5 separate regions of the Mus musculus genome follow, and regions 1, 3, 4 and 5 are each linked to region 2. A link is a loop called in an ENCODE intact Hi-C map of the cell type or tissue named here. Cell type or tissue: heart. All regions are shown on one strand. Region 1 overlaps Sh3gl3 (SH3-domain GRB2-like 3). Region 2 holds the start of Gm32850 (a long non-coding RNA gene). Region 3 overlaps Sh3gl3 (SH3-domain GRB2-like 3). Region 4 has its middle 25 kb from the start of Hdgfl3. Region 5 overlaps Tm6sf1 (transmembrane 6 superfamily member 1).

The links. Hi-C counts contacts between places; a loop is a spot of excess contacts. Peaks named below come from ENCODE experiments on the same cell type or tissue, not always from the same donor. Only the 100,000 strongest peaks of a DNase experiment are listed, where the experiment ranks them.
Region 1: a loop joins it to region 2, with 10 times the contacts of the local background. A loop is called at or near these places in 39 of 42 quality-filtered maps.
Region 3: it touches region 2 in a loop (7-fold over the local background); 39 of 42 quality-filtered maps call a loop at or near these places.
Region 4: it touches region 2 in a loop (5-fold over the local background); 38 of 42 quality-filtered maps call a loop at or near these places.
Region 5: it touches region 2 in a loop (2.8-fold over the local background); 6 of 42 quality-filtered maps call a loop at or near these places.

The regions. Positions count from the first base shown.
Region 1 is chr7:82,260,404-82,265,403 of GRCm38, forward strand. The region is part of intron 2 of Sh3gl3 (SH3-domain GRB2-like 3); the gene reads left to right. Among named protein-coding and RNA genes, the nearest start is that of Gm32903, 7.0 kb to the left of the region's middle. In heart, CTCF peaks have their summits at 46 and 2,959 (motif pointing left); no DNase peak of the experiment used is centred here; H3K27me3 peaks cover 944 bases.
Region 2 is chr7:82,119,653-82,124,652 of GRCm38, forward strand. It overlaps Gm32850 (a long non-coding RNA gene), which reads left to right and starts at 353. Exons shown (of 4, transcript XR_882272.2): 1 at 353-493; 2 at 1,435-1,540; 3 at 3,826-3,912. In heart, a CTCF peak has its summit at 2,299 (motif pointing right); a DNase peak (open chromatin) is centred at 2,299; H3K27me3 peaks cover 249 bases.
Region 3 is chr7:82,272,579-82,277,578 of GRCm38, forward strand. Sh3gl3 (SH3-domain GRB2-like 3) reads left to right here. Exons shown (of 9, transcript NM_017400.7): 5 at 1,283-1,416; 6 at 3,549-3,707. Among named protein-coding and RNA genes, the nearest start is that of Gm32903, 19 kb to the left of the region's middle. In heart, CTCF peaks have their summits at 517 (motif pointing left) and 1,994 (motif pointing left); a DNase peak (open chromatin) is centred at 1,903; H3K27me3 peaks cover 833 bases.
Region 4 is chr7:81,956,546-81,961,545 of GRCm38, forward strand. No RefSeq gene overlaps it. Among named protein-coding and RNA genes, the nearest start is that of Hdgfl3, 25 kb to the left of the region's middle. In heart, no CTCF peak of the experiment used is centred here; no DNase peak of the experiment used is centred here; H3K27me3 peaks cover 883 bases.
Region 5 is chr7:81,865,165-81,870,164 of GRCm38, forward strand. It overlaps Tm6sf1 (transmembrane 6 superfamily member 1), which reads left to right. Exons shown (of 10, transcript NM_145375.4): 3 at 83-180; 4 at 3,477-3,580. Among named protein-coding and RNA genes, the nearest start is that of Tm6sf1, 8.7 kb to the left of the region's middle. In heart, a CTCF peak has its summit at 3,114 (motif pointing right); a DNase peak (open chromatin) is centred at 3,117; H3K27ac peaks cover 58 bases.

The DNA.
Region 1 (5,000 bases), 140 kb after region 2:
AGGAAGGAAACGGAATGTGACTAACTGGTTCCCCTAGTGGCCAGCTGTCAGAATGCATAACATGTGGGCCTTGGCAACAACTCCAGGGCCAAATGGTGCTCATATGTCTTAGAGAGTCAACTGTGTCTCAAGGCTTGTGTGACAAGGCTTTTCCGATTTATAACAACTGATTTATCATTTGGTAATCTAGGCTGTTGTTCCCATCTGTTTCAGCAGCTGCACAGCAAATACTTTTCTGCCATTAGAACCGACATATCAGCTGTGATACAGAGATAAGTATGTGTGCCCGGCTGGCCTCACATGGGGGCATCTAGAATCATATATGCAGATGAAATAATTTAGAAGAGTGTTCCTGGCTTGGCACTCCAATGATGGACTGCAGACTCTGTCCCCTGTCCTGTCCCCTGGTCATCTACCTGGAGAGTGGCTCTGGTGCAGTCGGAGCTGGGTCCACACTGCTCTGCTTCCTCCCCTTTGTCTTGGGCCCTTTGAGCAGAGCTTGTCCTAACGATTAGATTCCTCAGACCGGAGCTGGGGGCCTGGGTGTGGCCGGCAGTGCAGGTTGGGGGAAAGCCCGCTCTGGGTGTGGGTTGGGAGGGCATTCTCTTTAATGTAGGTAGGACCTGGCCAGCCTTCCTCCAGGAAGTGCCCGAGAGGTGTTTTTTTTTGTTTTTTGTTTTGTTTTTTTTTTGTTTTGTTTTGTTTTGTTTTTTCGAGACAGGGTTTCTCTGTGTAGCCCTGGCTGTCCTGGAACTCACTTTGTAGACCAGGCTGGCCTTGAACTCAGAAATCCGCCTGCCTCTGCCTCCCGAGTGCTGGGATTAAAGGCATGCGCCACCACGCCCGGTTTCCTAGAAGTGTTAAGACCCTAAGAAGAGAAGCTTATTTTGTGTTTGATTTTGAAAAAAGAAATTCTGTGCATTGAAAACCCTTTCAACATGTTAATATCATTGACATATCTAAAGTTGATTTTTAAATTTATTAATATATATAATGATAGGATGTATATGGCTTCTTTACCAACTAGATTATTCAATTCATATGCTATACTTAAAAACAAACATCTGGAGTTATGTTATTGGGTTTAGAGTCAAGGTCTGGGCGCTGGCAGCTCTGACAAGCTGGGTTCAGACAGTAAGTAACACCCATCCATGGCATCTGCATCAGCTCCTGTATCCTGACCTGCTTGTTCTCAACAAGCCCGTTAAAGAGGCAGGTGGCAGGGCAAACCTGGGCAGAGCAGCTTATTCAGTGTAGCCCCGTCTGCACCAAGAGAAACACACGAACATTCCATGTGAAAGGAGGCTCTGATTTCAATAGTAGGCTGAGGCGTGTATAACGAGGCAGCGCTGGTCAGGGTGTGGCTGAGGCATGGGTAATTAATCTAGGCCGTGCTGCTTCAGGTCCTGGCCCCAACTTTGCCTCTGTCTCTGCTTCATCTCTTCTGAAAGGTGGATCTTAAGTTGTCAGATGGGGTCTTAGTCAGGGTTTCTATTCCTGCACAAACATCATGACCAAGAAGCAGTTGGGGAGGAAAGGGTTTATTCGGCTTACACTTCTACACCAAAGGAAGTCAGGACTGGAACTCAAGCAGGTCAGGAAGCAGGAGCTGATGCAGAGGCATGGAGGGATGTTACTTACTGGCTTGCTTCCGCTGTCTTGCTTAGCTTGCTTTCATATAGAACCCAGGACTACCAGCTCAGAGATGGTCCCACCCACAATGGGCCCTTCCATCCTTGATCATTAATTGAGAAAATGCCCCACAGATGGATCTCATGGAGGCATTTCCTAAAGGGAGGCTCCTTTTTCTGTGATAACTCCAGCTTGTGTCAAGTTGACACACAAAACAAGCCAGTACAGATGGTATGAAACCGCTTTCTCCTTTGCTGGGCACCAGGGCTTCCTCGGATCCTCTCACATAGCATAGCATCCTGGGAAAGTCCAGTATCAGATAACCAATGGGGTGGTGGACAGGAGGGGGACGGACAGGAGGGGGACAGACAGGAGGGGTTTCTTAGGAATGTCTTCACTCCTGATGGGGCAGGTGAAGTTTTAGCTGATGGACTGAGGTTCCTTTTGTTTATTCCTGTTTAGATTTTTCCCTCCAAAAATCATTGGTAGTGACAGAAGTACAAAAATAATATCTATACTGTAGTATAGGATAGAGGAGCTTGCTGTTAGGTGATTATATGTTACAAAACTAAGTACTTTAAGGACTTTATGGAAGAAATTAGAGTCATCTAAAAGATGACATGAGAATGACCGGGCAATGGGAATAATAACCCACAAACATGCTTACTAAGCAGAAACAAAGGAGCGATGCTAACATCAGAGGATAGCACAGTACCAAAAATGCATTGCAAGGAAAAATGTTTCCTTTAAAAAATTGTCATGTTAATGTAATCTTTAAAATTTTATGCATGCATCTTAATCATATATCCATTTCCTCTTTATCTCCTCAAAATACCCCCCGAAGAACTTTAAAAAAATATAGGAAGATGAAGAAAAGTATCAGAGTTCTGAATCAGACATAGCTTCTAAGTTTGTGAGGTAAAAGCTATGAGGAGGCCTGAGAAGAGACTGAAGTCAGAGAAGCTGCCCACCCTCCCCTCTCTTGTAGTAACAGATGGACCAACGGTTCTCATAGGCTCAAGGAAGGTTTGGGCAAAACATTCATACCGTTGACTGTGTATAAGTAGAGCCTGCATCCCCCCGGGTGGAAGTGGTCACTCTTCCCAGGCTCTTTGGTTGCAGTTACAGAGGACTCACGGGGAAAGTTTCTTAAAGCCATAGAACGAAATCATCACAGGGAAGATGGCTTCCCAACGCCACGTTTGGATCCTCAGAAATGTGAACCTGGGGCAGGAGAGAGGGGTCAGCGTGTAAGAGCACTGTTGCTTTTGCAGAGGAACAGGGTGACCCACAACGGTCTTCAGTTGCAGGGGATCTGGCGCCCTCTTCTGGCCTCCAAGGGTAGCAGGCAAACACACAGGCAAATGCTCATTTATATAAAATAAAAACAAATCTCCTTTGAAAATGTGAAGTCACTTCTTCATTTGAAGGAGATTTTAATAAAAAGTAGAATTATGTATTATGACAAGTGACAGAACTTTGCTTTCCGCACCTGTGACTTATGGCTACATCTCAGATGCAGTTAGCAGGAAATCAGCGTTGATAGAAAGCAAGGACATCACAGAGTCCACAGCTGGGGGATCATCAGCCAATTAAGTCACTCCACATAGAAGGTAGAGCTTAGTATGGGGACTGGAGAGAGGACCTGACGGTTGATATGGAGCACTGCTCTTGCAGAGGATTGCAGTTCAGTTCCCAGGGCTCAGGCTACCCCTTCCTGTAAGCCCAGCTCTAGGGGATCCCATGACTGTGGCTTCTGAGGGCATCTGCAGTCATGTGCGCACAGCCTCTTACAGACATATAATACACACAACTAAAAAGAAACCAGTGCAAAAAGGTTGATAAGTCAGAAGATAATAACAAAAAATAGATGCTAAGTGGTCTTGTTGTTTTGTTAATGAAAAGGTGGAAAATCATAAAGGCCTGGAGGGAGGAGGGAGGAAGCACAAATGCTCATTGCAAAAGAAAAAAAGGGGCTGTAGCCATAGCCACAGGTCGTTTTATAGTGTGTGTGTGTTGTATATTTTGCCTGCATATAAATATATATACATGTATTTTACACACACACACACACACACACACACACACACACACACACACACACGTGGGGCAGTGAGCTGTGCACAGGCAGCCTGGTCCCCGGTCAAGCACAGGCTTTAAACCCTGGTGACCCTGTAGGTGACTTCTCAGCCATGCTTCCTGGGCTCCTGGGCTCCTGGGTCCTGTCCTAGCTACAGCTTCCCACAGCCCCTTCCCACAGCAGAGAGGTGTGTGGCCATTAGTCATGTATGGCAATGCCCCAAGTTCCTGGCATTCTGACTGGACTCCACCCCCACAGTTACCTGGCAACACAGCCAGGTAGTCCTGGCCCACTATAAAAGGAACTGCTTGCCCCTCCTCCCTCACTTACTCCTGCTTCCTGCTTGCTTCTCTCCTGCCCTCTTGCTCCCCCTCTCTCCTCATTCCCTTCTCCCCTCTCTCCTTGTGGCCATTGCCGGCCTCTACTTCTCTACTCTCTCCCTCTCTCTGCCCTTCTTTAATAAACACCTTAAAACCATGGACTGCCTCTTCTCAGGGGGATCCGCAGTGCTGGAGCAATGGAGCAGGTCTCCCTCTAAGGAGCATGCCGGAGGCCTCTCTGTCCTCTCAGCCAAGGCAGCCAGCTGAGACAAGCTGCTCACCACCAAGCCACCAGCCTAAGCAAGACAAGGACTCCCCTCCCCGCGGGACCCAGCCGGAGCTCTCCTCCCTGTCCTTTTCCCTTCAACCCTGGGCCAGAGCCCACCCGTGGGCCCCGCTCTGTTCTCAGCTCTTCTGAAGCATACAGCGGTGTCTGGGATGTTTGAAAGCCCGAAACTGTCATCCTCGGCCTCCATGCGGGCCTGGGGACCCTGAGCCAACGCTGGCAGATCCACTGGGACCTCAGACTGCGCCTTCCCCATCCCCAGAGCGGAGTCCTGCGGCTTCTCACAGCCTGACGCCCACCCGGCAGTGGCTGCAGCTGCATGGGGTCCGCGGCACAGTCAAACTTCCCACATCAGCCTCCATGAGTGGCCCTAGACCCGTGGTGAGCCAGACACGGGACCCCGTTTTTGTTTTTGTTTTTGTTTTTTCGAGACAGAGTTTCTCTCCATATCCCTGGCTGTCCTGGAACTCACTTTGTAGACCAGGCTGGCCTCGAACTCAGAAATCCGCCTGCCTCTGCCTCCCAAGTGCTGGGATTAAAGGCGTGCGCCACCACTGCCTGACTGGGACCCCATTTTTAACCAACACACACATACATGTGTACTGTGTGTGCCCAGTACCTATGAAAGTCAGAAGAAAGTACCAGATCTCCTGGAACTGGAGTTCTGGATGGTTGGAAGATG
Region 2 (5,000 bases):
ACTCCTGTGTTTGGAAAGGAGTCTGATATGTGTTGTCTTAAAATAGAAGGTCTATAGCTCTGGAAGGATGGCCTCTAAACTCAGAATTGCTGTATTAAATGTACTCAGCTAGCCTGTTTTATACATGGAATGTGGCAGGTACTCTCAGAGCACAATTCCAGTTTGAGGCCGGGGTAGAGACGGGAGGAAAAGGATGGTCTTGATGGGCTCCGGGGATGGAACCTATCCTGCCAATGACACCACAGACCAGATACAACAACCACAACTGCGCTGTGAATAGTAAGGATAGTGAACGTGTCTCATACATTCAGCGAAGCTTTCCTGGGTCTGGCAACAGCTGTAGGGTCTTTGTTATCAACTCCGTAGTTCTCTTAAGGATCCGTGGTTCCCATAGTGATTAGGCGCACATTCCGGTGGGAGTGACCGGAAACACTTGCTGTGAACTCCCTGCCTGCAGGTCTCTATGGGAACTCCACCCTCAGCCTACCGTCAGGTCAGGATTAGATAAACCTCTGGCTGCAAAGCCAACTCTAATCACACCATGGGGGTCAGTACTCATGGGACCATGGCTCTCTTCACCTTGAATACACAACATGATGGTGACATTTTATGTGCTGGACCTTCTGCTCCGACTAATTTTAGCATCATTCCACTTATGCATCACCCCAACTTCTTATTAAATCGAATCCATTACTTCTGGTCCCCCCTCCCTGTTGTTTATCGATTCATTAGGTGAGCACCTACAATGACTGAGTAGCTCGGAGACGTCTGCTCTCTTCAGTATCAAGAACACTGTAGTGAATAAAACAAGCTGACCCCTTGACCTCTGGGAGCTGGGATGTCCATCAGCAGCCACTGGTCATGTGATGCTGGTAACATTTAATTGAAATTATGTAAAGTTAGAAATTTAGAGTCTCAGCTAGTCCATCTCTTATGTGACTAACAGCCATGGTGAACTCGTAGCTAGCAGGACCAGACAGAGAGCATTGCCAGCTTTATAGGAAGTGCCTCGCTTAGCTTGCTCTCTTATAGAACTCAAGACTACCAGCCCAGGGATGGCATCACCCTCAGTAGAACTTCCTGCCTTGATCACCAAACAAGAAAATGCTCCACAGCTGGATCTCATGGAGGCACTTCCCAACTGAAGCTCCTTTCTCTGTGATAACTCCAGCTGTGTCAAGTTGACACACAAAACCAGCCTGCACAGTGGCTCACAACCACTTGTAATGGGATATGATGGCTTTTTCTGGTGTGCATGAAGAAAGTGTACATACATACATACATACATACATACATACATAAATGAAGAAAGTGTACATACATACATACATACATACATACATACATACATAAATCTATAAGAACTTTTTGAGAAAAAAAAAAAAGGACCATTGGACTGGTCAGAAAGTTCTAAAAAGTGTTCAATCTCCTTAGTCACCAGGGCAATGCAGAAGAAAACTTCAAGTTTCATCTCATGTCTAAGTCTCCGCTCCAGTCAGAATGGCCATCCAGCGCAATACAAATGACAGCAGATGCCAGCGTGGGTGTGAGGAATGGGGAGTCACTATCACTGTTGGTAGGAATGTAAACTAGTGTAGCCATGTTGGAATCAGTCTACACATTTCTCAGAAACCTCCCGCTGGCTGGCTTTGTGGTGCTGGGAGGTGCAGGAGACGCATTAGGACCAATGGTGTCAGCCAGGGTTGGACCCTGCAAGCTAGTTACACCCACCACCTGCCAGGTAAGACACGCCTGGCCACTGGTGCCACGGTGGCAAGACTGTTATGAAGATAGCCAGTCACTTCTAGCTGTTCTACTCCTGGGCATGTCCCCAAAGACCTTTGCACCACACTACAGAGACGCTTGCTTGTGCCTGTTAGACAGATGGGTAAGGGACATGGAGTACGTAGACACAGAGGGATTTTATTCAGTTACCAACAGAAGTGAAGTCGTGAAATTTGAAAATAAGTGGACAAATCTGGAAAAATTATACGGAGTGAGATAACTCAGACCCAGATGGCAAACACATTATGTTTGTTTGACATCAACTCCATTCAAGTGAGCTACTGGGTCAAACTAAGGGGCTTGCATGTTCTTAAAGACTTAATTACCACAGCTACCCCCAGCCTTGCACCATACTTGAGATCAGGAGTTCAAGGTCATCCTCTGCCACATAGCATGTTGAAGGCTCCATGAGGCCCTTTCTCAAACAACATGCACCTCCAAATACCTTTGAACTATGAACGACTTTAAATGCTTGGGGTTCCTGCTTGCCTTTGTCACTTCCCAGGACTACCACCAGATGGCAGCACCATCTTATGCACCATCAGCAGGGACAGACTCCCCATCACAAACTGTAGGCATCTATTTGTTAGAAATGAAAAATAAACCATGCTTGGGGGAATATGGAAAAGAGAGATAGCAGCTGTAATGGACAGAGGGCAATTATAACTACATAGGACTCAGACTTGGAACTGAATACTTATAGAGTTCAGGGGACAACATCCTGTGTTATAAATGGCTACACTCACTGGTCAGTGAGTTTGCCTTAACTGCTGAGGTGAACTAAAACTTTTCAGGTGTTTCTCCACCCTTTAAAATGAAAACTCTTTCTAGCTTTTCACTGACTGACCACTGGTTTCCCTCTCAGCTTCACATAAATCAATAAGTGAAGAAAATCTATGCATTTGTTCCTAGTTGTGATCTTGCAAGTTCAAGGCAAGTTAGCATGTCTGACATCTGGGATTCATCATGTCCTGTTACCTCACTGAGGGACACTCATCTTCCCCAGATGTGTAAAAAGGGGGCGGGTGGTGTATGAAGGTTCAAGGAACACAAAGGCGCCATATTCTCAGAGCGAGCTTGAAGTTATGTGAAGCTATGTGAAGACATTGGTTCCAAGAGGAGAAACTTCTAGGTCTGCCTTAGCTAAACAGCTGACCTGTGGTGGATCAAAGTCCTGGGGTGTCTCCTGAGAAAAAGAGACAAAGCTAGGGATTGAGAGGTCATAGTTAACACTGCAGGGTCAATTTAAGACATCAATACTGGAACTCAACTTTCCACTGTGGTCAAGAGCAGAAATCCAGAACTTGTATCAGGCCAGAGGCTGACCAGCTTTTTAATGATTTGGAGTTTTGCTCAAGGCAAATGGAAGATACAGGACTCTGTATCCTGGAATTCATTATGTAGAGAGGCTGGCCTAGAATTCACCGAGATTCTCCTGCCTCTGCCTCCCAAGTGCTGTGACTCATCGTTCTTTATCCTCACCCTCTTATTTACCATTTTTCCTTCTTTAAATGAGCATGTAACACCAGAGTGATTAAAACTGTACACACACACGTGTATGTGTGTGTGTGTATCTCATGAGTTACACTTAGGATTATTCAAATACTTTGATGTGCTAATTTACACCTCAGAGTTCAGCCTAAGGAACTATACCTGGTATATAAAAGTAGTATTAAAAACATGTTTAAAAGACAGACAGTATTACTTAAGTTATGGACATTTTGGAGTGGGCTTCTTAGCTGTGTATTAATAGGGAATGACTTAATGTAATTTGTTGTGTAGATGTAATTGCTTTGTTAGGTTGTCATGAAAATAATGTGGACCTTCCAGACATAGAAAATGAGCATTAATTAGAAGAAGAAAGAGAGGAGGAGGAGGAGGAGGGAGAGGAAGAAGAGGAAGAAGAGGAGGAAAGCTTGCCACTTTTTGGTGGCGATAGTTATGTTTGAATTTTGCATACCAGAGACTACATAAAAAATTACAATTTAAATGATTCCAAAAGTAATTTTTCATTTTAATGATTTCTTGTCTCTTAAAAAGTTTTCATATGGTCTGCTCAGCACTCCATTTCCATGGCCATGGCTCTGCCTGCATCTCTGGAGACCTGTTCCTGCCAGGGCCAACCAGGTGAGTTCCCCAAGCTCCAAACTTCTACCTGCTGGGTCTCTGATAAGGCCAGCAGCTGTGAGGTCTTCCCTGATGCCTTTGCACTCTGCTTTCTGATTTCATACCTCTAACCACAATCCCAGACCACCACAGACACCAGTGATCACGAGGTAAGGCCCCTATCTCCAATCCCCTGTCTGTTGCTTCCTCTGGGCAAACCCAACAATGGCAAGCTCTGCCCTGCCTCTACTGCACTCCATTGCTGCCACAACTCCACCTACATCCATGGAGGCCTGCTGCTGCCCACTCAGGACAAACAAAGGCCTGCAACCACCAGGGACAACCAGATCTACCTGCAGCCCCAGAGGCATCAGGGACTACCAGGCCAGTGCAAGAACATGAACAACAAAAGACCACCTCAACATCAACAGTCTTAATTCCTCAATAAAAAGACATAGGCTAATAGAATAAATACGTAAACAGGACCTATCATTCTGCTGCATAAAAGAAACATATCCTAGCAACAAAGATATACATTATCTGGGAGTAAAGGGCTAGAAAAAGGTTTTCCAAGCAAATGGACCCAAGAAAGATGCTAGAGTAGCTATTCTAATATCTAGTACAATAGACTTTCAACCAAAAGTAATCAAAAGAGATATAAGATACTTCGTACTCATCAAAGGAAAAATCCAAGATGACATTTCATTTCTGAACAGCTGTATCCCAGATATAAAGGCACACACATTTGTAAAAGAAACATTACTAGAGCATCAAATCCCATACATTAATAGTGGAAGAGTTCAACACCCCACTCCCACCAATTGAGGTCATTGAGACAGAAACTAAATGGAGAAAAAAATGAAACTAACAGAGGTTATGAATCAAATGGATCTAACAGATATGTACAGAACATTTCACTGAAACACAAAAGTGAATACATTCTCAGCACCACATGGAACCTTCTCTAAAACTGACCTTATACTTATTCACAAAGTAAGCCTCAACTAATACAAGAAAATTGAAATAACCCCTTTTATCCTATCAGACCATCATGGATTAAAGCTGGACTTCAACAACAATAGAAATAACAAAAAGCCTACATACTAATG
Region 3 (5,000 bases), 150 kb after region 2:
CTCAGGCTGGGCCCCTCAGGTTTCTAATCTGAGGAACTGAGTGCATCTCATCCCCATGTTTTTACAAAATCAATTTGGAAGATCTCAAATAAAATAAAATAGTTGAATTTCATGCAGTGTCCCCAGGTGTGTCTTTCAGAGGTGCCACAACCTCACTGTGCATGGCAACAGACACTGGGTGGCAAAGGCCTTGCAAGTTACACTCAAGATACTAGGGTATAAGTCACTAAAGATGTCCACATCCCAGAACCATCCCTTACCACCCCACCTGTCCACAGGGCATCCCTGATACCCAAGACCCCAGGGAGGTTCCAGAACTTTAGGACCTCGTGCAATGAATGGCTTCCTATCGCCCCCACGGCAAGCTGAGGGAGGCCTTCTTTCCATTGTAATCTGAATTGGTTAACACAGATCCCCACAAACGAATCCATCCCTTCATTGTTACAAAGATGTTTTATCTCTGATCTTGTAAGGAGCCCTTGGTGCCAGTTTTCAGACCTGATTTTCCACAGAAGAACTTTGTCTCCATCTAATGGCCAACGTGGGAAGTGCTTTGACCCTCCAACTCTCTTTCTTTCTTTCTTTCTTTCTTTCTTTCTTTCTTTCTTTCTTTCTTTCTTTCTTTCTTTCTTTCTTCCTTCCTTCCTTCCTTCCTTCCTTCCTTCCTTCCTTTCTTTCCCTCCCTCCCTCCCTCCCTCTCTCCCTTCCTTTCCTTTCCCTTTCCCTTTCCCTCTTTCTTTCTTTCTTTCTTTCTTTCTTTCTTTCCCTCCCTCCCTCCCTCCCTCCCTCCCTCCCTCCCTCCCTCCCTCCCTCCCTCCCTCTCTCTTCCTTTCCTTTCCCTTTCCCCTTCCCTTTCCCTTTCCCTTTCCTTTTCCCTTTCCCTCTTTCTTTCTTTCTTTCTTTCTTTCTTTCTTTCTTTCTTTCTTTCTCTCTCTCTCTCTCTCTCTCTCTCTCTCTCTCTCTCTCTCTCTCTCTCTCTCTCTCTCTCTCTCTCTTTCTTTCTTTCTTTCTTTCTTGGTTTGTCGAGACAGGGTTTCTCTGTATAGCCCTGGCTATCCTGGAACTCACTTTGTAGACCAGGCTGGCCTCGAACTCACTCTTAAGGACAGGGGAGAGGGCAGGCCACAGGTACACATGCAGGAAATGGGTAGATTTTCTTCTTTTCCCATTCGTTCTGAGTCAGGAAGCAGAGGCCTCAGAGTGAAGCCTCACTGTACCACAGTCCGTGTCACCCCAACCTAGACTGTCATTCTGAAGGAATCATTGTGTTCTTCTGTTCAAGGCAACTCGTTGGTAGATGTTGGTGAGGCCCTGAAACTCATGGCTGAGGTGAAAGACTCTCTGGATATTAATGTGAAGCAAACTTTTATTGACCCACTGCAGCTACTGCAAGACAAAGATTTAAAGGAGATCGGGGTGAGTCTTCCTGGCTGTCCTGTGCCAGCTGCTGCTCATCATGATACCACGACTTAAAACCAAGGTTTCTGCGTGGGCTCGGCAACCACACAGTCTTATCTGAGGGTTGAAAACTGCACTCGATTACTATATTATATGGGTTCCTGAGAGAGTACCGGGATCCGTTTCTCCTGGCAGACAGACTGGGTGGAGGTGCAGGCTCCGCTGTCACTGTCCTGTTCTTCGTCTCACTGAGTCATCTGCGAGCCAGGCTGAATATCATATTTCTGCAGCCACTTCTCATATAACACAACGACATCATACTTTGGGGTGTAGATTTGATTGCTAATATCACACTGTATCGGTTGTGTGCTTGTGGTCATTCTGTTTCATTCTTTCTCGAGAAAATCATTGTCTAGAAACTGGCAGTTTTATCCTGGAAACCTGCAAGAAATTGTTTTGTCCAGGGTGTCTGTGGGAACTTCCAGGTCTCGTTCAGCTCGGCTGCTTTTGCAGATGTGCAAGCCAGCTCCAAGCCAGCTCCAAGCAATGCAGACTGCCAGACTTCGGCGCTGAAGGTCCAGGCGCCCTCTTGTGGTGTTGTAGAGAATAGCTCACTGCCTTCAAACTTGATTGACATCTCCCTTCAGCTGCAGACTCATTTGAGTCTTGTCGCCATCTTTCCAGACCCAGACAGTTTTAAGAGTGTAGCCACCGAGATCATGAGTTAAGGAGAACTTGGGCTATGTGGCGTGTTCCTGCAACAAACAGATGAAGCATATAGACGTGAGGTAGGAAAACAGCAGTTACCAATGCTGGAGAGAAGAGCAGGGACGCCTGAGGAGGGGCACCATCCTCCGCATAGCTGGATGAGGAAAGGCCACCGAGGAGCTGTCCAGGATGACTGGGCTGGGTAAATAGGCAGCACATCTTGCTGAAGGGCCAGGGTTAGGATGTCTAGGAACCCAGGGCACAGGGGAAGACCAGGTAGCTATGGAGGGAGAGAAGCCTGGGAGTCCTGGAGAACTCCAGATGCCTTTACCTGCATTTAGAGTTTATTCTAAAAGCAGAAGGCATCAGAGAAGGACCCGGGAAGGCTGGATGAGAAATGAAAGCTGCTGTTTTGGTCCCCCTCCTTATTTGGACAACTCTGGATCCCCTCACCTGTCACCCCTTCCTTCCATCCCAGGAAAAGCATGCCCACTCCACACTGGGCCCAGGTCCATCCCTCTCACCCCACCAAGACCCATCTTCCTTCCCCCATGTCCAGTCTTCCTGCTTGTGTTGATCTCTCCCTGTGGTATTCAAACCTGTCGAGAATCCCTTGACACGCTACATCATCATCGTCATCATCATCGTTTTTGGAGGAATTGGCAATGGAAATATTCTTATTTTTTGTAGAGTTAGGGTGGTTAGACATTGTGTATGTTAACAGAACTGGGGAAGGGAGTCCTGTGGAGACAGGAAGGGTTACCTGAGCGAGGACACTGCATCCTTCCTTATTCTCCACACAGACTCTCATTCTCACCTGCTGCCCACCCCTCGCCCATCATGTGTCCTTCTGTAAATGTTTCGAATGCTAGGCAGGGTGGGTGGCCTTCAGCAAGAGACAGAGGGTGCAGAGCAGAGGATGTAACTGGTTTCTACCTGAAGAGTGGGTGGGGCCGAGGCTCACAGCATCCCACCCCATAGCTTAGGACTGGACTCCCTCTAGGGGATGGAGGGGTCAGTTTTCTTGAGGAGTTCTCCAGCAGGTGGCTCTGTGTCCTTGCACAACTGACTATGTGGCCTCCATGGATTTACAAGAGCACGTGAAGTTGGGAAGGGAATTGATGCTGGTGGTGGGGGGAGGGGGAAGGTAAAGGAGAGAGGATGGGCGCGGCTCAGACCAAAACACCTGCGTATGCACGCAGCTCTCACGCTCTCAAACAGCAGCGGGCAGGACTAGGCCCAGAACAAGGAACATAGCCATAAGAAAGAGAGTGTGTGCACTTAAGCACATACTGTGGTGTGAGTCTCATCAGTGTGTGAGTCACACCACAGCATGAGTCACACCTCTTCCATCCTCGGTGAGCCTCATCATGGCGGGCATGAGTCACGCCACAGTGTGAGCCTCAGCACTTAGTGAGTGAGGACTTCCTTTCTCGTTTCAGCACCACCTGAGAAAGCTGGAAGGCCGTCGCCTGGATTATGATTATAAAAAGCGGCGGGTAGGTAAGATCCCCGAGGAAGAAATCAGACAAGCAGTAGAGAAGTTTGAAGAGTCAAAGGAGTTGGCCGAAAGGAGCATGTTTAATTTTTTAGAAAATGATGTAAGTATTTAAACCGAACGGAAGACTTTAATGCACATGACACGCTCTAAAACCCTAACTGCAGTGGAAGTTTCTAGAATGTTCCTGCCTGACATATAGGGAGAGACAGTCAACCATCTCTGAATGAAGCCTTAGTCCTTAGCAGGGCTGCTTGTTCCTGGGGTGGCTTTGTAGCAGAAGATGGCCCAGGAGAGCAGCCTTGGTGTTAAAGGCCACAGCATTTGTGGTTTGCTGAGCTTGAACAGCACGTGCCGGGTGAAGATCTGGCTCCCCCTTCCCATTGTTAGGTCTATAGCTGAGGAGACTCACTGGTCACTGTGCTATCTAGCAGATCATCTTTCTTCTCTTTGAGGGGTGACGGCAGCCAGACTTGGAAGGGGTCTCCCTGGTCTTTCCCATGTCCTTGTGGCCTTACATTCTCTCTCCTGTTGACCAGTTAAAGTGTAAAAGCCTCCAGCATTGCCCACTGCTGGCAGAACACGCTGTGGGTGTGACGTGGTTGGAGAAGAAGTGCTAATAGTCCTTGCTGAGGGTGGGTGGTTTATAAAACTCTCACCTTGGCTTTCATCCATCGCCCTCCTCCCCCCCAGCCCTGCGTCCATGGGGCCAAGGCCATAATCATGTAGAACACAGAGTTCTGATACCTCTTAGCCACCAACTTCATGTCCACCCTTGGTCAGTCGGCCTTTGTGGCCATGCCTGCTTCCTGTCATGGCTGGGACCTGTGCTTTAGAATGGTCGGTGATGGCTGGGCTTTCCGCTAGGATATCATTGTGGCTCTGGGTAAACATGACTGGGCCCCTTTAATTCTTATCAAACATAGAAGGTCTGCAAGCTGGGACACTGCCTGATGGATTTGACAGTTCTTAGACCCTGAATTGGCCAGACTTTAGCGTACTGGGACAGACACCTGAGAGAGCAACTTAAAAGGAGGAATGTGAGCTTCGTCTCAAGGGATGGAGGTCTCAGACCATGGCCAGCTGGATCCGTCATCTCCACCGTGGTGCCACAGAGCATCATGGTGTGACAGATGCGGCACTTAGAGTGGTCAGCAAGGAGATGTAGGGTGGGAAAAGAAAGGGAGAGAGAAAGGACAGCCTTACTCTCCCCCATATCCCTCCCGTGACTGACTGACTCTAAACTAGGCTTTGTCTCTTAAAAGTTCCAGAAGTTCCAGAATCTTGCCATTATCTTTGGATCAAACCCTCAGTATGCGATCCTCGAGGGCATTTTATGTTCATACTGCTGCACATGTGACACTGTTCACACTGCTGCACACGTGACACTGTGTTC
Region 4 (5,000 bases), 160 kb before region 2:
CCCAGTCTTGTTGCTGACCCAGTGCAAGCAATCCCAGCTGCTGTGAAATCCTGTCTGCAATGGCTAGGTTATGTCCTGAAAATAGCATTTTGCAGCTCTTCCCCCTATCTTCTGGCTCTGACACTCTTTCTGCTTCCTCTTCTGTAGTGTTCCCTGAACATCAGAGGAGGCTGTATACATGCCCTGCTTAGGGCTGAGTGCTCAACCATCATGTCTGCTAAGTATCTCGAGCAGCTGGGAGTCTGCATCCACTGCAAAGGCATGCTTCTCTGATTAAGAATGGGAGGAGTGGCTGTCTATGAGTATAAACATGGATATTTAGATTGTAGTTTTGTATCATGCCAATTTATCTAAAAAACAATAATGAGTTCCCAACTAGGGCCTATGACCTTCCTAGCCATGGGCTTTTGACTGGGTTTACAGTCCTGGATCTGTTGATTCTTGAGTACATGCCTGGAGGGGCTCATGTGAAGTGCCCTGCAAATTATTTGGTGCTTTCCAAAAGCCCAAGGAATTATTTGGTAGTTTACAATTAATCATGAAACAGTGATGTTAGCTTAGTTCATTCCTGAGCTCTGAGCCTGGGACCTCTCAAGTATATGAAAAGTGGGTTTTCCCCAGGAGCTACTGTTGATTCAAAAAATTCTACCAGACTCGGTGAGAATTTAAAAATCTCACCCGTTGTATGAACCCAGCAGACTTCACTTCTCAGATTTTAACATTAGGAAGAAAATAGGCAGCATCTCCAGTGGAAGGCTGAGCAACAACAGCCGTCTACACACATGGCATGCAAATCCACTGATGAAGGAAGGCACAAGTACTGTTACAGAGTGGGAGCCCAGCTTCAATGTCTAGAATTTGGGTGGACATTGTGTCAGATCTCTTACTTTCTTCTGGTGCTGGGACCTGAGCTCAGTGCTTTGTGTATGCTAGGCAGGTACTCTATCTACCATTGAGTAGCATCCGACCAGGGTCTCTCTCTCTCTCTCTCTCTCTCTCTCTCTCTCTCTCTCTCTCTCTCTCTCTCTCTCTCTCTCTTTGTGTGTGTGTGTGTGTGTGTGTGTGTGTGTGTGTGTGTGTGTGCAATTCTAGGGAGTTATTCTCTCTTGACACCTTGTGGGAACTGAGACGCACCCGGCATTACATGGGTGCCGGGATTTGAACTCTAGTTTTATGCTTGTATGACAAGCACTGTATCCTCTGAACCACCTCTCTGTTCCTGGGCTCTTCTATTTTAAATGTGAATGTCTACTGAGCCTCCTCCCCATTCCTGGGATAGGGGAGGTGTCACATTTTACACGTGAAACTTTAGAAATGATTTTCAAAGGATTGCGTCAGCTTCCCCTGAACAAGGTATAGTCACAGGTCTTCCTGACCAGCTCCAACGAGGTTGCATTTGGCTGAACCAATCTCTTCATAGAAGATGCAGAGTGAACCTCGGTGTATGACAAGTTATAGAGCTTGTTAGGAAACGGATTTTAGCCGGTGTCATCAGTACACTGAGCAACTGACTGCAGCTCACTGTAAACTAGGTCACCCTTGCTCTCACTGTTCTCTACAGCACAGCTTGACAAACAGGGAAGAGGGGAGCAGGGGGCAGGAGTCAGAGAAACCTGGACTTTAGAGGTCATCTTCTGGATGGTTTTGGAGAGAAAAGTCTTTCCTTTTTTAGGATCAATCCATACAATAGTTAGTGATCTGTGCCTTTTATGATGGTGCAAAAGTGAACCCATACAGTGAGACAGTCAACACTTTATATTGGAAAGGTGTGGCATGACTTTGTATCGCTAGGCTAACGTGGGTGTTGAGTTAAGGTGGGACAGACCTGTGCAGTTCGGTAGCCTGGCAGATTTAGAAGAAGATGGCTGAATCCTTAAGTTGAAAAGCATCTATGAATAAAAACAGGTGGGAGGGGAAGATGGGAAGGTAGGAGGTTAGGTAGGAGTAGAGTAACTATGGTCTAGAATAATCTATGATACATGACAAGATAACTGGAAGTTCAAAGGTCACCCGCACAAGGATAATTGATGCCCGAGGAGGGGCAATGCTTGGTGAGGTCATTGCATGGCACACACCCGTATTGAATTAGTGTACAGTAGACCGTACCTGTGCAGTTATGTGTTCTAGAATGTGGCCCTTTGAGCAAAACAGCTGCCACTTTCACCAAACCAGTTGTGCCTGCTTGCAAGAGGTCCTGAGGGCCTGCCTTATGATCATTGACAAGACAGAGGTCCTGTCAGGTCCTCTGGTGCCCACAGTGGCTCTAGCGGGTCTTCCTAGCCATTTGTATTCAAATTTACCTTCATTGCCTGTAGCCTCAGAGACTTCAAGTCTTAGGAGGTGATAAACTGGGAAGTGAAAGGATTCTCTTTCCTTGGGACCAGGAGATGCCAGCATCAATGCTGCTGAGGACTTTGCAGTGCCACTGTTTGAGGGTAACCCACACTCTTTATTCACATGCTGTTGCTAAGCCCGATAAGCCCATCAGTCCCCCAGGTAAACTTTGGTGGATTCATATTTTGGTTTGTTGCTGGGACCTTATGAGGAGTGGGTGGACACTGTTCACATCTCCCCATGGAAGGAATTCTCGCAACAGACATGGAACACAAACAAAGAACAACGACCCCTAAAAGGACCAACCTTGGAGACTATAATGTCACACATCTCTAAGTCCAGCATTTGGAGGTGGAGGCAGGGGCATCAAGAGTTGAAGGACAATTGGAGCTACGTGAAAACCTGTTTCAACACTAGGGACTGTAACTGAAAACCAACCCCCCCCAAAAAAAACCATCAACCCCCCCAACCCAAGGAAAAATCCCGAGTCCCTAAAACCGCAATTGGATGGAAATCGAGTAAAGTCCATCTCATGAAGTAGAGTGAGCTCCAGCACAGTAGCTTCTCTCTACATTCTCTTCGCTGTCCTTCAATAATGCCACGCGAGGCATTTCTGAGGTTCCCCCAGAACACCTCAACGTGCACTATGGGGCCACCACGTCACAGATAAGGAGATGGGAACTCCAGAGTTGATGTTTAAGGTCTTACAGCCAGGTGTGCTGAGGTGGAAGGTGATGCCAGGGGTCAGGGCAGGAAACAGGATAGGTTCCTGACAACACAGACTTCCCCATTCTGCTTTTGTTTCACCAAGGAAATGACAAAGCTGTGTTGTCTGGAACACTGGATTAAAGTTCTATCTAAGGCACTTAACTCCTGTGAGAGGGACTGTGCAGGGAACAGGTCCTTTCTCAGCTGTGCTTAGAACTGGAGGGCAAGGATGGCAGACTCAGGAAACTTTCCAATTACATTCCTAAATCCGGAGGACTCCAGAGTAGCACACAGTGCCTATTGCAATAACCCATAAATTCCGGCAGAGGGCACTCCTCCCTAATAATCTAAATAGCCAGCAGCTTTGATTGGAAAGCCACAGTGTATCTTTATAACTTTTCCCCTTGACCTCGGTATTCCAGCCCTTCTGTAAAGATAAAGTACTATGATTATGATTAGAGAAAATTCACACTTAGACTTATAGAGGCAGATTTTACATGTTTTCTCTCACTTGTGAATCCTAGATTTTATATAGATGCATAAACATACACACTCACAGACATCTAGACATACACACACACACTCTTTACATATATAAACATGAAAGTAGAAATATCAAATAATATTTTACATACATGTAAGAAATTAGAAGTGAGATTGGGGGGAAGGAAAGACCCTAGTAAGAAGGAAGAAAGAGGAAGGCACCGAGGGTGAATTCAGCCAAAGTAGATGACATGCATTTGAAAATGTCTTTATGAAATGTACCACCACGTACAATTTGTACCACTATGTACCAAAATAGGCTCAAAGCACAACTTACCAACGACACAGATTTCTAGTGTAAAAGCATCAGGTAGGAATCCTTTCTCTGAAGTGTCCTTAAGTAGCCACTTAACAATTCCTGGAAAAACAAGTGTATCAGAACACATGCTCAAACTGGGTTGAAACTCCTGTCTTGGGGGTTAAGTGCAGGAGTTATTGACTAATGACACAATCTCCGGGTCTCTCAGGCCTACAGCAGAAACTGTTGAGCCAGGATGGGACAATCAGCTGGGGAGTTTCCTGGCTTTGCACCTAGGCCACAGAATGACCAGGCAGGCTGCATCACAACTTTTGAAGGCCGGACCGGGTAACTGGTCTTTTAAAAAGCTGCACGGGGGATTCCAGTATAAAGCTTCATTTAGGAATCAGGGGCCTTCAAACAGTCTAGCAAGTTCTCAAACATATAGTTAACATATGATCAGTAATTCTACTCATAGGTAAACACCCAAGAGAATAAAAAAAAAACATGAATTTACACAAAAACTTGTACACAAATATTCACAGTTAAAATAGCTGTAAAGCGGGTCAAAAGATACCCGTTAGCCAATGAGTGGATCAATGCAATTAACAGATGAGTTCTGTGGATGCAATGGAATAGTGTCTGGTGATATCAAGAAATGACACGTTACAACATGGATGAACCTTAAACACAGGAAGGAAACAAGTTTCAAAAGGCCTCAAATGGTATGAATCTATCTCCATGAGGTATTAAGAATGGGTGAATCCATAGATACAGGAAGTAGATCAGTGGTTGCTAGGGGCTGGTAGGAGCTGGGAATTTCCAAAAAGTGAGTGTTTAGCGGACACAGTTTTATTTGAGGATGATGAAACGTTTTGGAACATTTGGAACATTTGGAAGATAGAGTGGTACAGCACTATGAAAATCATCGAAGAGAACACTTTAAAGTGGTAAGTTTTATGCTACACAGATTTTATCTCAAAGGAAAATGCACACAACAAACAACAAAGCCAACCGCAGTGTTCTGTAAGTGTTCCTAAAAAAGGTTTTAAGAAACCAGGGACAATGTACATCGTCTATTAGCTTAGTCAGGGGAAATACCCTAACACAGACAACACGACATAGCTGTACTCCTCTGATTTTGAACACCTGACCAGAACAGGGAGTGAGATGCTTT
Region 5 (5,000 bases), 250 kb before region 2:
AATCTTCTGGGACACCTAGTGGATGTCCCGTCCTGGTTGTCTCCTATGGCACGCATTTTCACCTCTCCTTTCTTTGTTCTAGTGTATGCAGTGTTTGGATTTACCAGTGTGGTGAACCTTATCATAGGCTTGGAGCAAGATGGCATCATTGATGGATTCATGACGCACTACTTGAGAGAGGTACGCTGGTTGCTCAAGGGTCGCTCAATGAGTGGGTGGCTCAAATGCAGGCTGCTGTTGGAGTGTGTTTCCTCAGTCACCAAGCAGGCAGATGGAAAGCCAGCCACAGAAAACAGAGGCCCGGGAGACCACTCTCTCTTCACAGCGCCTTCACTCCAGAACCAAGGTGTGAGCTAGCATTTCCCTTTAAGTGAAGAACTCTACATGGATTTAGTATTTGGGTTTCTGTTACTGGGTTGTAATCTCAGGGAGTCCCTAACCAGCCTACCTGTAATCAGGATACCTGTAATCTCAGCATTTGGGAAGCTAAGGCAGGAGGATTGCTGCAAGTCTGAGGGCAGTCTGACAACATGGGGAGTTCTAGGCCAGCGTGGACTACAGTGTGAGACCCTGTATCAAAAGTAATGATAATAATAATAATATCAAGGTACTTACTTAAGCTTTTGGAAGTCCCTACCAACCAAATCATAGCACTCGAGGAAACTAGTCTTGTTTTCTAATTTAGAGTGGGTCAAATCCAGTCCCAGAGTGGCCAAGTGACTTGCTTAAGGTCGCGTGGAGAGTAAGGCATAGAGATGAAAACAGTGCTGTCTATTATCTTTCTGTGCTTCAAATGATGGGGAGTTTATATGTCTCCCCAGGAGTGTGTGTGAGGAGAGTTTGAATCAGGGAAGAAGGCAAGTTTGTAGGCATGGAGCCATGCCATGAGGTGGGACATCCCTAAGGTGGCTTCTTCAAGGCCAGCGAGGGCATAGAGCTAGCCAGAGGCAGCGCAGGGCAAACAGAGGACTGAGTTTCAGGGATTGGGATTTGGGGGTCGAGTTGGGGTGGGGAGTGATGGAGAGGACCGCTGGGGAGGACGTCCTGGTTCCTGCTTTGAGGTTTATTAGAATGCTGGAATTACTATGCTGGAGGCTTGAGGAGCCACGTTCTGTGGAGAGTCATTGAATCTAACCTTGTCTCCTGCCTTTAAAGTTCACTGTCTGGGGCTGGAGAGATGGCTCAGTGGTTAGAGCACTGACTGCTCTTCCAGAGGTCCTGAGTTCAAATCCCAGCAACCACATGGTGGCTCACAACCATCTGTAATGGGATCTGATGCCCTCTTCTGGTGTGTCTGAAGATAGCGACAGTGTGCTCACATATATAAAAATGAAGACATCTTTAAAAAAAAAAATAGAGTTCACTGTCCAATGTGAAGGGAGGACGACCTTGCCCTGGGTGTGATGGCAGAGGCATACTCTCTATGACAAAGGCACACTCTCCATACAGATGGATGGGCTCTGGGGCTGGCCAGGAGGGCCTCTTTGAGTTGCTGTTGTTTCCACAGAATTTCTGAATGGCCATGGGAGAGGAGCACACACACTTCTGCATGGTGAAAGGAAGGGAAAGGCCTTCCTTCTATGGCAAAGGGAAAGCTTAGGCAAAGGTCTGGAGAGCAGGCCCAGTGTCTAGGGCCCCCCTAGGGGGCCTAGGAATGTTTGCAGAGTGATGCAGAGCTCATCTGGGAATGTTTGGAGTCTTGAGTGCTTGAAGGACATCTACCAATGCCCCAGATGGCGGGTCTGGGCAGGTCTGGACCTTTGAATGATGGTTCTGTTACAGAGGCTCAAGAGCTACCCAAATATAGTTGAAACTTAGAAGTCCAAGAAGAGAATTGCTCCCACAGGCAGTGATGAAGAGATGCTCAAACTCTGGAGACTGGTCAGAAGGGGAGGAGCTTTGGAAATGGGCCATGGTCGGCAGACAGAGGCAGAAGGGAAGCCCAGAGAGGGGCCAATGGGCCCAGAGGAGGGGTCTTCAGGAGGGAGGCTGCTGGTCAGGGGCAAGATATCTACCTGGTGAGGTTGACAAGAAACGGGGCAAATAGCTACAAGAAAGGAAACTGGGGTGCAACAGTGGTAAGACCCGAGGACCGAGTAGAAGAGATGGGGCTTGTGGGCCCGCAGTGGGAGTGTGGGAAGCGGGGAGAGGTGATGTCCATTTGGAATGTAGCCGTGGTTCTCTGCGTGACTCTGAAGGCCTACTGTGATGAAGAGGGAAGATCGCCTGAGCTGACAGCATAGACACAACATTGGTGAGATTTGTCCAAAGTCTGCACAGCAGAGCTTGGAGCTGCCTGAGCCCTGTGTGGAGAGGCCAGGAAGGGCTTGGCTGAAGGGAGAGGCAGTTGGAGCTTGGCTGAAGGAGTTCAGGTGAGTTTGAAGGGCCCACGGGGGTCAGTCAAGCTCTCAGAGGAGGCCAGTGCTGGCTCACAGAGTTGAGTGTGTAGGTAGGAATGACTGGAGCCATGAAATAAGTTGGAATTATGCAGTGAATGCCAAGGTGAGAGAAAAGGGCAGCCAGGCTTTGGGCTAGAGTTTGGGTGTGGCTTCCTCCCCCATTGTGATTGAATTTGATTTGACTTTGGGCAAAAGGCTGCTTTCCTTACCCCAGGGGAACCACGGCATTTCAGAGAATGCCTGCTTGGATGTTTGGCATAGTTTGGCTGCTCAGACCTTTCCTAGTTAGAGAAAGGACTGCAGGTATTTTAGGGATACATTAGAAACAACCTGGGAGGGCACTAACCTGGGAGAAGGAAGAGAGAAAACACCATCGGAGAACCCAAGTCCCCTGAGGGGACCCGGAAACAAGACTACCTGGGGGGAGGGAAGTATACATAGTTCATCATATAATCTTGTATTCATGAAACAAATAATATCTCAGAAATGTGGTTCTGTGTTAGCTATGTGACCTTAGGCAAGTCTTAAAGCTTTTGAAACACATTTCCTCCTCTCAGGACAGTCAGTCCTGACCAACCCACAAGCCTGTTTCGGGAATAATGGGTAGATAGGAAGCTGAGCTCAGGGCTGCCTGGGTGTACCCACGGAATTGGGCCCAGGCAGCTCCTCACTACTGCCCAGCCCACAAGCGCAGCATGAGTGGTTACGGCCAGCAGGTGGCACCAGTGAACAGGGCCTTCCTGGGCTGCCCCTCTGTGCGAAGGCCAAGCACCTGCAGGCTCAGGTTTGGCCTTGCTCCAGCTGGCTGGGATTGCCCACACAGCCATCTGATGCCTTTGTGTTGTTGTACAAACCTTTGCTGAGCCATCAGATGCCAATCTGTCAGAGATTCTCCTGTCTGGCGCCATGGCAGACCCTGGTTTTGGCAGCCCTAGGGTAAAGACATATTTTCACAGTCCTACCAACTGCACGGAGGCTGTTTCATCTCAGCAAATGAACAGCATTTAGCTCTGTTGTTTTATTTGCAATGTAAAGATCCGAGTCTTCCTTAACATGTCTTTTTAATGCTTTCCTTAGGGTGAACCGTATCTGAACACGGCCTATGGGCACATGATCTGCTACTGGGATGGCTCTGTTCATTACCTGATGTACCTAGTGATGGTGGCCGCCATAGCCTGGGAGTAAGTTAGCTCTCCTGGCTGTGCTATCCTTTGCAACTCATAAGGGGTATGTAAGGACAGTGCATGCACAGAGGCGAGTACGCGAGGGCACGCCAGGGCGAGAATGGATGAGCTGAACAAAGCTGTATTTCCCTGAATCACTGGTTTGTTTTGTTCTATTGCTTTTTTTTTTTCTTTTTTTTTTTTTGTGGCAGCTCAGACAGAATCTCTCTTGGTGTGGTGGCTCACACTTTTATCCCAGCACTCAGGAGGCAGAGGCAGGCAGATCTGTGAGTTCAAGGCCAGCCTGGTCTACAGAGTGAGTTCCAGGCTAGGGCTACAAAGTGAGACCCTGTCTCAACAAATAAATGAACACACAACAACAACAAAACGTGTATGTGTGTGTTTGCTATGATAGGCAGGTGGAGGTTAATTTACACAAGGCTGGGGTCTCTCCTTGCACCCTGGAGACCTAACTTAGGTTGCCAGCTTGGCAGCAGAGGCCTTTACCCACTGAGCCACCTTGTTGGCTCACCATCTTATAGTTAGAGGTAGGGTATCTCGCTGAGGTAGGAGCTCGCCATTTTGGCTAGGTTGGCTGGCCAGCAAGCCCCTGGGGTCTTCCTTGTCTCTGCCTTCCCCCTGGTGCACAACACCAGTCTCGGCTTTTCATTTGGGCGCTAGGGATCTGAACTCAGGTTCACAAGGAGCCAAAGTCAAGCACCTTGTACTTCCATGGTTCTTCTGGTCTCAGGTCAGAGTTTCGCCTCAAGTTCAGGTGTGGCCCCAGGGCTTGGGAAATTGCGCACACACACACACATTTGGGTTACCCCTCAAATCTGTGTGGCTGGCCCCTCTGGGAGCATGACTGTGTTATTAAAGAAATGAGGTAAGATTTTGTGACAGTTGCTGTTTTGGGGGTACCAGTACCCTTTGCTGTGACAAACTAGCTGTATCTCACAGCACATGGGCTCTTTGGGGGAACTCCCGCAGCAGAATTCCTTGCATCACACCAACTGCAAAAGTAACCAGCGGCTTTGGTTGGATTCTCACTCTCTGTCCACTATGGCTTCCATGGCTTCTTTTGAGCCCAGGAGGCAGGCTTTGCCTATGGACTCTTTCCAAACAGCCTGAGCTTCCCCATCCTCAGTGTGGCCTGAGGTTAGAGAAGGTCTTTCAGTTCTGTCCCTGGAAGCTGCAGTGTGCCCCATGAGCTGACCCCCACTTCCTGTGTCATGCTTCAGCTTGGTCTTGTCTGTCTTCCTGTGGCATTCTGAGACTAATCATTGGCCTGGCTCCATTAGGGGCTGCAGCAGAGCAGAAAATGTACAGTGCTCACCACTCTGTCCCCTCCTTTTGGATTCCTCTCAGCCTCTGGTGTGGTGTTGTTTCTGGGTTATCAGTTGAAGGGACATCTGGCCATCACTGAGATTAGAGCAGC